Linked DNA regions of Homo sapiens: region 2 is linked to region 1. A link is a loop called in an ENCODE intact Hi-C map of the cell type or tissue named here. Cell type or tissue: PC-3. All regions are shown on one strand. Each heading gives the region's core, and the rest is flanking DNA. Links, peaks and the distances in the headings are about the cores only.

The links. Hi-C counts contacts between places; a loop is a spot of excess contacts. Peaks named below come from ENCODE experiments on the same cell type or tissue, not always from the same donor. Only the 100,000 strongest peaks of a DNase experiment are listed, where the experiment ranks them.
Region 2: it touches region 1 in a loop (3-fold over the local background); 2 of 110 quality-filtered maps call a loop at or near these places.

The regions. Positions count from the first base shown.
Region 1 is chr12:67,908,294-67,913,677 of GRCh38, reverse strand. No RefSeq gene overlaps it. Among named protein-coding and RNA genes, the nearest start is that of LINC01479, 18 kb to the left of the region's middle. In PC-3, for the core only: no CTCF peak of the experiment used is centred there; DNase peaks (open chromatin) are centred at 3,007, 3,127, 4,257 and 4,397; H3K4me3 peaks cover 293 bases; H3K27ac peaks cover 3,323 bases.
Region 2 is chr12:67,763,438-67,768,821 of GRCh38, reverse strand. No RefSeq gene overlaps it. Among named protein-coding and RNA genes, the nearest start is that of LINC02421, 37 kb to the right of the region's middle. RefSeq lists an enhancer at 1,066-1,789. In PC-3, for the core only: no CTCF peak of the experiment used is centred there; a DNase peak (open chromatin) is centred at 2,281; H3K27ac peaks cover 1,336 bases.

The DNA of each region.
Region 1 (5,384 bases), core at 315-5,314:
AAAGAAAAAAATAGCCTGAATATTTTTGCTTCTGTAATGAACAGAAGCACTAAAAGAAGAAGAAAGAATTGCTTCTCTTTTTGGGCTGGTGATAGAAATAAGGAAGAATTACAGAATGAGAAAAGTGATCATTATAAAACTTTAACATTAAAAGCCCTGTATAATAAAGTTGTGTCCTGGTACTTCATACAAAAATCCTTACTAGTCTACAAGACCCTGTGTGATCAGTTTCCTCCTGCCTTCTCCAGCATTATCCTGCCACTCCTCTGCTCACACACTGCTGCAGATGGACTGACTTTCATTCTTGGTCTCATGGAGCTTACATGCTAGTAGATGAATGAATTGGTCAATCTGTCAACCTCTGTGTACATTGCCTATATCACAACTTTCTCCTTACCCTAAAAGTCCCACTTTTGAATTGTAATCAGTTGGAGGACTTTGAACCTCAAGAAGCAGAATAAAGAGAAAAAATCCTCAAGTCCTTTGATAGAAGCTAGCATAAGCTTGTCAGGGCTAAGCTTCTTGTCACTGTGTGTGTATTGGGGGGAGGTGCTAGGGCCCCATTCCATCACACTATCTTCTTGGAGTAACTTGACAGAGATGTTGCACTAGATGATTAATTAATTGATAATTAACAGTTTTGGGGTGGCTTCATTGTGCCATGAGGTTGGGGGCTGAGAGTATGACTGAGATCAGTCCCCTCCCTGAACTTACTATCTAGTGGGGAATATGGACAGGCACAGCAGCAACTGTAATCGAATGTGATGGGCATTCAGGGGCAATGGGAGCACCTGGTGGGGGTCTGGCAGGACTTGATTCATTGGCAGAGGGAGTAGGGAAGCTTCCTGGAGAAAGAAACATCTACATTGAAACTTGAATGATGACTGGGAGTTATCCAGGAAAAAAGGCTGGGAGGTGTGTTCTAGACAGGGATGCAGCAACACAATAGCACCAAAATGAGAGAGTTATTCAAAACCTGCATGTAGTCAAGGTGACTAGAACAAAGGGAGTAAGGAGAGAAAGTAGCATGAGACGGGATGCAGATCATAAAGGACTTATAAGCCATGTTGTAGTGCACAAAGTTCACTGACATATTTTCAAAAGCAAGAGCACAATACCTTCAGTTGGGTGCCCTACTACCCCCCAAAACCCTATAAACCAGCAACAATGTCATTGTCCTTAGGTCAAGACAGAGATATCACACAGAATCTATCCCTTTATTCATATATTATCCTACTTAATTTATATTTTACCCAACTTTTGATTCATATATATATATATATATATATATATATTTATTTATCTGGGTAGAATGTACATATTTTTCAGTCATCCCGAGATTTAAACCATTTCATTTCTATCATATGCTTAATTCTCCTTTTTTTCTGAGAAACTCTTTTAAAACCCGTGTGCCATGGAATATTAGTTCTAAGAGAGGTTATTACCAAAAAGGGAGGAGGGGGAATCCTGGGTCAAATGTATCTACTTCTTGGAGAATAACAACACACATCAGGCTCTGGGAAATCTTGCAGAAAATAAATGTATTTTAATTATTTGGACTACTGTTTCTTAAGTGTATTTTACTATAGAATTTATCCACATAACCTTGTTGTTGTCTTATGTTGTACATCATGCGGTCCATCTATCAGTGTCCCTAGAACAGTAAGAGTACTGTTGAGTGATGCCCTCTGGCATCTCTCCCTTCACTTCTCTGCCATTGTCTTCTTTTGGTCCATTATGTTGTGCATGATTCCTGAAATCTCGTTTTCCTTCCTTGGTCTCTGCTCTCCAATTGAAAGTACATCATGCTACAGGGGTAACTATTTGTTAAGATATAGTTTATTTGAGTACCTTGCTTATCAGAGAGGATGGTCGTAGGGCAGGGTGGTGGGGCAAACATTTCATTTGGCAGAAATCAAAGGAAGCAGATATTTGGAAAGGAGAGAGTAGAAGGTATGTTCAGAAGGCAATATGTAGACAATCTGGCTGGATATACGAAATAAGGCAAACAGGTAGCCCATCCTATCTGTGTACCTTAGGCATTTTCTAATGTGTTGGGAAATGATACTTTCATTTCTCCCACCAGAACATTAAAACTTGAAGCCTGAAAAGAGTTCTGTAACGATGGCCCTAAACATTTTCTAAAGGGAGAGAAGGAGCTGTTCATTCGCTGCCACGCTGCTATCACAGAGAGGCCTGCTGCATTTGCGTTGTTTGCCAAGAATGAGAGGCTGGCTCCAGGATCCCACTTCTAACTTGGCCAGCGTGCACTCTTTTCTCTTACTATGAATACTCACTTGAGAACCTTGCAGCTATTTTAGGTACTTTGTATAAGGTGGCCTTCTTGGATGACACTGGGGCTTCTTGTATTGTTGAAATTAGCTGGTGGTGGCAACTTTCAGGATGAAAAGTCTGCTAGTAATTAAATTCCGATGAATAGTTAAGAATAGAAGTATCCCAGGAGAGCAAAGCTCTGCAGAGGGTAACTGTGCACTGGCATTGCAAATGTGACCTGTCACACATTGGTTTCGCAGGCACTTTCAGTCTCCATGACTGCCACGGAGCACAAATGCATTGGCATCGCGGGATAATATCAGTGTTGTTGAACGTTGTAGAAAGTAATGGCCTCCCATTAGCAGAGAAATCCTTAGGCAATCGAAAATCGTTTATCAACACACACATCGAAGCCAATAGGAGACATTTATTTCCAAGGTGGGAAATGTTTATTCTGTGTCATTCTCCCCAGACAAAGCCCTTACTTGCCTAATACTTAATGACAAATGATGCAGCTGCTCTTCCTCTATTGGACACATGTACAAAACAGGAAGAGAGGAGCAGTTGCTACATATGCCATACATAATCCCTATCCCAATTGGCTCAGAGCACGCCTTTCTTTTTTATGTGTCATAGACGACATGGGAAAGTAATTTTAAAAATGAATCCCTGCACTGCTATAAATAAGTTCAGTTGTCTCCAGAGGCCAAGTGTAGGTTTCAATGAAAAAAAAAAAAAAAAAAAAAAACTATCACCACTTTATATGTGTGTTAGTAAAAGGGATGGCATTTGAATATGATTGCTGAGAGATTTGGAATTCCAGAAAAGTGAGGCATTTCTGAGTAATACATGAATAAGAGGTAAAGAACCTACCAGCTCGTTACTTAATGCTCTTTAATAATACCACAATATGGAAGATTCACATTCTCTATTTCCCATTATCTGGATGACTTGGATAATTCAAATAAGATCCACAGACTGGGAAACCAGTGAGGACTAAACAAGTTGTCATTGTCCTTCCCACGTGGGCCCTCGATATGCCCCTAGGTTCCAGCCAACGTTCTAATGGCTTTCTCACTGTGAATGAATATTTCTTCGTTGCCATTATTTCTGGCTTTCCTAAGGTGGGGCACATACATTAAAAAAAAAAAAAAAAAAAAAAAACCTATAACTCATGTAACAGGTTTTTATTAAATCAGCCCCGTTACATTGTAGTTTCAACAACTGGTTTCCTATCTTGTGTGTCTGTGCTGGGGTTCCTGTGTTGGTTTGCTGGCCATTAGTGAATTCTTTGGGACTGGGATTCATTTTTGCCCTCCTGCTCGTTTTAGAGATAGGTAAGCTCCATACCACTCCCAAACCCAAATCCTGATACACAACCTCCTGCTGAATCTCTTGACACTGACTATTAGAACTTCTTTCTGTGGTCTAATACTTTGGGTCTCCTCTTACTTTCTCTTCCAACCATATAGGGCTTCCCAATCTCTGAGTCAGGCTCTCTCTATCTGACCCTCTCTACTATCTATCAAGGCTGTTTCAGAGGCCATGAGTTTAAGACACAAATGCTGCTTTTGTTTCAGTTGTTCTCCCTAAACATTGTTTTAGCTTTAGCTATCACCTTACTCCTTCCAATATTCATTTGCTCTTTCAAAAACACTTATGGTTTCTATGTTGTACGAGGCACTGGAACTGGTAGAAAGAAAAAGAAGGCATAGTTCTTTCTTTAACAAGCTCACAGTCTAACATAAAACACTGTATATAATATCTCACGTTTAAGTAAGACTTTAAAGTTCACAAAGAATTTTCACATCTATTTGTTGACTATTGTGCTTTAAGCTATTCATTAATTGATTTTCCATATTCAGGACCACAACTATTCCAAAGGAGTCATGAAACTAGCTTTCCCATGATGTAAGTCAGATGCATACCAGAGAGAAACCTTATAAAAGTAATGAATGTGGGAAAGCCTTCAACCAGAATCATTGCCTTTTCCAGCGTGCACGAATTCATACAGGAGAGAAATGCCACAAATGTTTTGTTGCCTAAGCAAACTGGTTTCTTGACCTGCATTAGTTGGTGAATTTTCTATTTAATGAGGCCTCAATTCAGGACCATTTGAGGTTTTAATGCAGATTCAGCTCTTTTAAATTGAGAGAATGTGCAGTTTATGCTTTGAAATATGATTTATATAGGTGGTTTAGCACAGTCACGGTTGTTTAGCCTGCACAAATTCCAATGAGATTACATCATTTTATTTTTTATTATGTTTTTGCACATTTTGGTGAAGAGTGACACTTTGGCGAATATCCACTGCCATTGGATGAGGCATAGCTGTGCCACTGGAAAGTATGAAAACACCTAAAGCATTCTGCTGTCCATTTGGTCAACTGAGTGACATACTTTGGAGAATTTCAAGAAAAAGTTGTCAGCGATATCAAGAGCCAAATCCAGAAAGGGGTCATGGTAATATCACTTTGTGGAGCTACCTTTTTTAACTCAATACTTCAGGCTCTTTATTTACTTTTAGGTAATTTGCTAGTAATTACAGGGTAAGTTGCCTGGGTGCGGGTGTGCACCAGGTATACAACCTGGAACTCAATAAGTGGATGGAAAAACTGAAACAAGGAAACTGAGAGCAAAACAGCTGCTGTGTCATGGCAATCGGGGGATACTCAGACCCCTCAAGACAACTTTAAAGATGATTTTTCAGCTAGAAAAATATAACTGGCTCCTGAATAGATACATGCATAAGAGCAACCTGTGTTGTCAGTCATAATCATAAATCATCTTATTGTTCTGACACCTATGTTAAAGTTTGAAATTTGGGAATCAACCAGTAAATTATTGCAGAATTCTATCTCTTGCTTTACAATTCTGTCTTAAAGGCTGGAGTTAGAAAATGCTCATGAAATAGCCTACATTGTAACTAACACCTTAAAAGAAGGGGCATTCTGGAAAATTATAAACTCTGCTGAAAGAATTAGAAACTCAGATATTGAAGGCTAACATTCACTGAAATTTCCATGTGAAAATGTTATCTCAGTAAAAAGTGAAGCTGTTTCAAACCAATGTGTTGAGCTGTAATAATAGCGGCAGAGTGCTCTGCCTAA
Region 2 (5,384 bases), core at 318-5,317, 140 kb after region 1:
TTCTTACACAAGAGCCAGGACCACACCCTGTAGCCTTTCTGTCCAAACAACTTGACCTTACTGTTTTAGCCTAGCTCTCATGTTTGCGTGCAGTGGCTGCTGCTGCTTTAATACTTTTAGAGGCCCTCAAAATCACAAACTATGCTCAACTCACTCTTTACAGTTCTCATAACTTCCAAAATCTGTTTTCTTCCTCACACCTGACGCATATACTTTCTGCTTCCTGGCTCCTTCAGCTATACTCACTCTTTGTTGAGTCTCCCACAATTACCATTGTTCCTGGCCCGGACTTCAATCAATCCAGCCTCCCATATTATTCCTGATACCACACCTGACCCCCATGACTGTATGTCTCTGATCCACCTGACATTCACCCCATTTCCCCAAATTTCCTTCTTTCCTGTTCCTCACCCAGATCACACTTGATTTATTGATGGCGGTTCCACCAGGCCTAATCGCCACACACCAGCAAAGGCAGGTTATGCTATAGTACAAGCCACTAGCCCACCTCTTAGAACCTCTCAACAACATGCCCGAGTCAGGAAACTAAAATACCTCTTAATCTAAATAGACACTTTCACTGAATAAGTAAAGGCCTTTCCTACAGGGTCTGAGAAGGCCACCGCAGTCATTTCTTCCCTTCTGTCAGACATAATTCCTCAATTTAGCCTTCCCACCTCAATATAGTCTGATAACAGACGAGCCTTTATTAGTCAAATCAGCCAAGCAGTTTTTCAGGCTCTTAGTATTCAGTGAAACCTTTATATCCCTTATGGTCCTCCGTCTTCAAGAAAAGTAGAATGGACTAAAGGTCTTTTAAAAACACACCTCACCAAGCTCAGCCACCAATTTAAAAAGGACTGGACAATAGTTTTACCAGTTTCCCTTCTCAGAATACAGCCCATTTAAGCTCCTGTATAGACGCTCCTTTTTATTAGGCCCCAGTCTCATTCCAGACACCAGACGACCAACTTAGACTGTGCCCCCCACCAAAAAAAACTTGTCATCCCTACTATTTTCTGTCTAGTCATACTCCTATTCACCGTTCTCAACTACTCATACATGCCCTGCTCTTGTTTACACTGCCGGTTTACACTGTTTTTCCAAGCCATCACAGCTGATATCTCCTGGTGCTATCCCCAAACTGCCACTCTTAACTCTTGAAGTAAATAAATAATCTTTGCTGGCAGGACTATGCCGAATCTCCTTAAGCACTCTCTAATCAGACATCCTGAGTCGTCCCAATTCTTAGACCTTTTATACCTGTTTTTCTCCTTCTGTTATTCCATTTAGTTTTTACAATTCATACAAAACCGTATCCAGGCCATCACCAATCATTCTATACGACAAATGTTTCTTCTAACATCCCCACAATATCACCCCTTACCACAAGACCTGCCTCCAGCTTAATCTCTCCCACTCTAGGTTCCCACACCGCCCCTAATCCCGCTTGAAGCAGCCCTGAGAAACATCGCCCATTCTCTCTCCATACCATCCCCCAAAATTTTCCCAACACTTTACCATTATTTTGTTTTATTTTTCTTATTAATATAAGAAGGCAGGAATGTCAGGCCTCTGAGCCCAAGCCAAGCCATCGCATCCCCTGTGACTTGCACATATATGCCCAGATGGCCTGAAGTAACTGAAGAATCACAAAAGAAGTGAATATGCCCTGCCCCGCCTTAACTGATGACATTCCACCAAAAAAGAAGTGTAAATGGCCGGTCCTTGCCTTAACTGATGACATTACCTTGTGAAAGTCCTTTTCCTGGCTCATCCTGGCTCAAAAAGCACCCCCACTGGGCACCTTGCGACCCCCACTCCTGCCCGCCAGAGAACAAACCCCCTTTGACTGTAATTTTCCTTTACCTACCCAAATCCTATAAAACAGCCCCACCCTTATCTCCCTTCTCTGACTCTTTTTTCAGACTCAGCCCGCCTGCACCCAGGTGAAATAAACAGCCATGTTGCTCACACAAAGCCTGTTTGGTGGTCTCTTCACACGGACGCGCATGACAACCCCACCACCCCAAGGACAGGGACTGTAAACTCCCAACGGGGTAACCTTGCCTGCTGCCTAGATGGAGCTGATTTATCAAGATAGGGGAATTGCAACAGAGAAAGACTTTAATTCATGCAGAGCCAGCTGTATGGGAGACAGGAGTTTTATCATTCCTCAAATCAGGATAATTTAGTAGGTAGGGGGTCAGAAAGTGGGGATTGCTGATTCATCAGGTCAGAGATGAAATCATAGGAAGTCGAAGCTGTCCTCTTGCTCTGAGTCAGTTCCTGGTTGGAGTCCACAAGACCAGATGAGCTAGTTTATAGATCTAGGTGGTGCCAGCTGATCCATCGAGTGCAGGTTCTGCAAAATATCTCAAGCACTGTTCTTAGGTTTTACAATAGTGATGCTATCCCTAGGAGCAATTTGGGAGGTTGAGAATCTTGCAGCCTCCAGCTACATGACTCCTAAATCATAATTTCTAATCTTGTAGCTAATTTGTTAGTCCTAAAAAGGCAGTCTAGTCCCCAGGCAGGAAGGGGGTTTGTTTTGAGAAAGGGTTGTGATTGTCTTTGTTTCCACGCTAAACTATAAACTAAGCTACTCCCAAAGTTAGTTCAGCCTACACCCAGGTATGAACAAGGACAGCTCAGAGGTTAGAAGCAAGATGGAGTCGGTTAGGTCAGATCTTTGTCACTGTAATTATTGTCTCAGTTATAATTTTTGCAAAGGCAGTTTCAGGACCAGTCTATATTTCAGAGTGCTGATCAGAGGCTAAAGGTTCTGGAAGAAATAATAAGGAAGCAGCAGCCAGCAGTTAGGCAATGAATTTCCCTAATAACTCACTCAAGTGTTAGAGTGAAATACTAAAATCCTCTTCCTTCCTCTGGAGAAAAGAGAAATCTCTGTGCCGGCTTCCCAATAAGAGGACTGTTAGAACTGGTGAGTTCCTTTCTGAGACAGAGTGATGTATAATAAAATGAAGTTAAGTTTCAAGATACTGTTGCTCAGTGCACAGATTTTTGCTGCTGCTTCTCAGCGTTTCACGGGTGTCCATAATTTGGTAGAGGGGTTATATGAATGGAAGATGGAAAGGGTAAGGATTTTTGTAAAGAGCATCAAGTATTTATTCCCTCAAGGGTTCAAATGTGGGTGCTCTTGAAGGTGGGTCTGGTCCCACTCCTCACTGCAGGCCAACAAGGCTGTGATTATTTGCCTTCTGAAGTCCTGTGTTAGAAAAATGGTTTTCTACATTTTTATCAAGGCCAGAATCCCAAGAAGCACATTAGAGGTAATTCTAAATTAGAAGTGGCAGTGGTAGGGCTTATTTGTAACAAAAAGCATGACCTAAACTGCTGGATATCATCCTATTCCTAATGAAAAATGGTTGGGCACATGCAGTGAATTTCTCTGCTATCCAGCCCCGCCCAGGTTTGTGTCTGTTCCACTTACTACTGCCTCTCTTGGGTGGCCAAGGACCCCACCTTTTGTCCCACTCAAAAACCAGGGTGGTTTTTGAGCGGGACAGGTAGATGGGAGCTCTGCGGAGTCTCAGGTTGCAGACAGGTGTTCTTCTGCTGAGGGCTGAACCCCAGGCAGCTGTGGAAGAAAGCCTCCGTCCTGGCACAGGTGAGAACTGCCTCAAAGTCTCTTTGCTTGGGTAATGAAAAAAGAAAGAAAGACGGCCACCTGCAGCTTTGGCTTGGCTTCCATGTGGCTCTTGGCCACTGGCCATGCTCTGTCACCTCTGCATTCTTTTCTCCCCTCCTAGTAACCCAGATCTGGCCCTTCAAGGGCACCTCCCACCTAAGTCTTTCTGTTTTCCAAGAGGTAGGGTGGGCAAGATCTTCTACCCTACTTCCCCCCTCCCCCATAACACACACGGTTTTCTTCTTCACCTTTGTTGTTGCATAAATTCACAAGTGGGACACTTAGTTCCTCTCAAAGCCTTTACTTTTAATCCGAATGGACCCTACAAGTAAATAAAGAAACAAACCTGTAATTAGCCATTTATTTCCCTTATAGTTTTAGATACAGCAATCCCAATTCTTCTTGTATCAATGTGGAAGCCTCTAGCAACTACAAAGAGTATCAGGAAATATGAGGAAGGAAGAAAAGCATAGAAATTAATAGATCTCGTCTTGTACTATCTAATAGACACTATTACAAAAGGAAAAAATGGCATGCAATTGGCAGAAAACAAACACCAAGAGGCAGTTAACAGCATTACTTCAGGCTGGACGTGGTGGCTTACTCCTGTAATCCTAGCACTTTGGGAGACCTAGGCAGGAGGATCCCTTGAGTCCAGGAGTTCAAGTTTGCAGTGATCTATGATTTTGTACCATCACACTCCAGCCTGGGTGACTGTGTGAGACTCTGTCTCTTAAAAAATAAAACATTTTTAAAAAGACTATTTATTTTCAATAAAGCATAGATAAAAAAAAAGCTTTGTCAAAACTTCTTTCAATACCCATATTTGTAGCTCAAATGAAAAATTTAAAAAGAGGTTAAGAGATACTTCCCTCAAGTTCTTTCGGTGGTTACAGTTAATGTCACTAAATCATAACCTCAAAGCTACAACCGAACTTTAGCCAGCCTTCCCTACCCCATACAGGGTTGGGGAACATATCTATAGCGAAGGTTGGTACTGCTTTGGAGCTTTGCATGTCAGGAGTACCAGATCCTTTAAAAAATGTGGACCATGAACCTAGCATGTTCATATTTGTAAATGGTTTATATTAAAAATTAATATTAACAAATAAGGTTTCTTTACTTCATTCAACAATTATATTTTGAGTTCTGCTCCATGTCGTTCTTTATTGTTAGCTGATAGAGATAATGTAATGACTAAAGAGTTCCTACTCATTGGAGCTCTTAGTGGAGGAAACAGATAAATAAAAAGTAAAAATAAATACTGATTTTCATCATTACTATGAAGGGAATAAATAGGGTGATATGATGAGTAAGAGAATACCTGCCACAGGGGCATTATTTTAGAAAGTACAGTCTGAAGAGAAAGACCTCTCTGAGAATAGTACATTTTGAGTTAAGACAGGCCTGGAAGTACAAAGGTCCTGACATAAGAGCCAGTTTAGGATTAGGACCAGAAGCAATATCAGTGCAGGGCTTGAGTCTTTGGCAAAACAAGGGGAAGGAGGAGAGAGATAAGGTTGGTCAGTAGGGAGAGACCAGACAAGGCCACAAAAAAGTTGACATTTTAATTCTAATTTCAGTGGGAAGGCATGGAAGAGATTTTAGCAGAGAAGGAATGTGATCTGAATTCCAGGTTTAATGTCAACAATTTCTAAATTGTGCTCTAATTATTAATAACCATAGCTTTATCACCAATGCGATGACCATGTAGACACCCAGAAAACTGTGG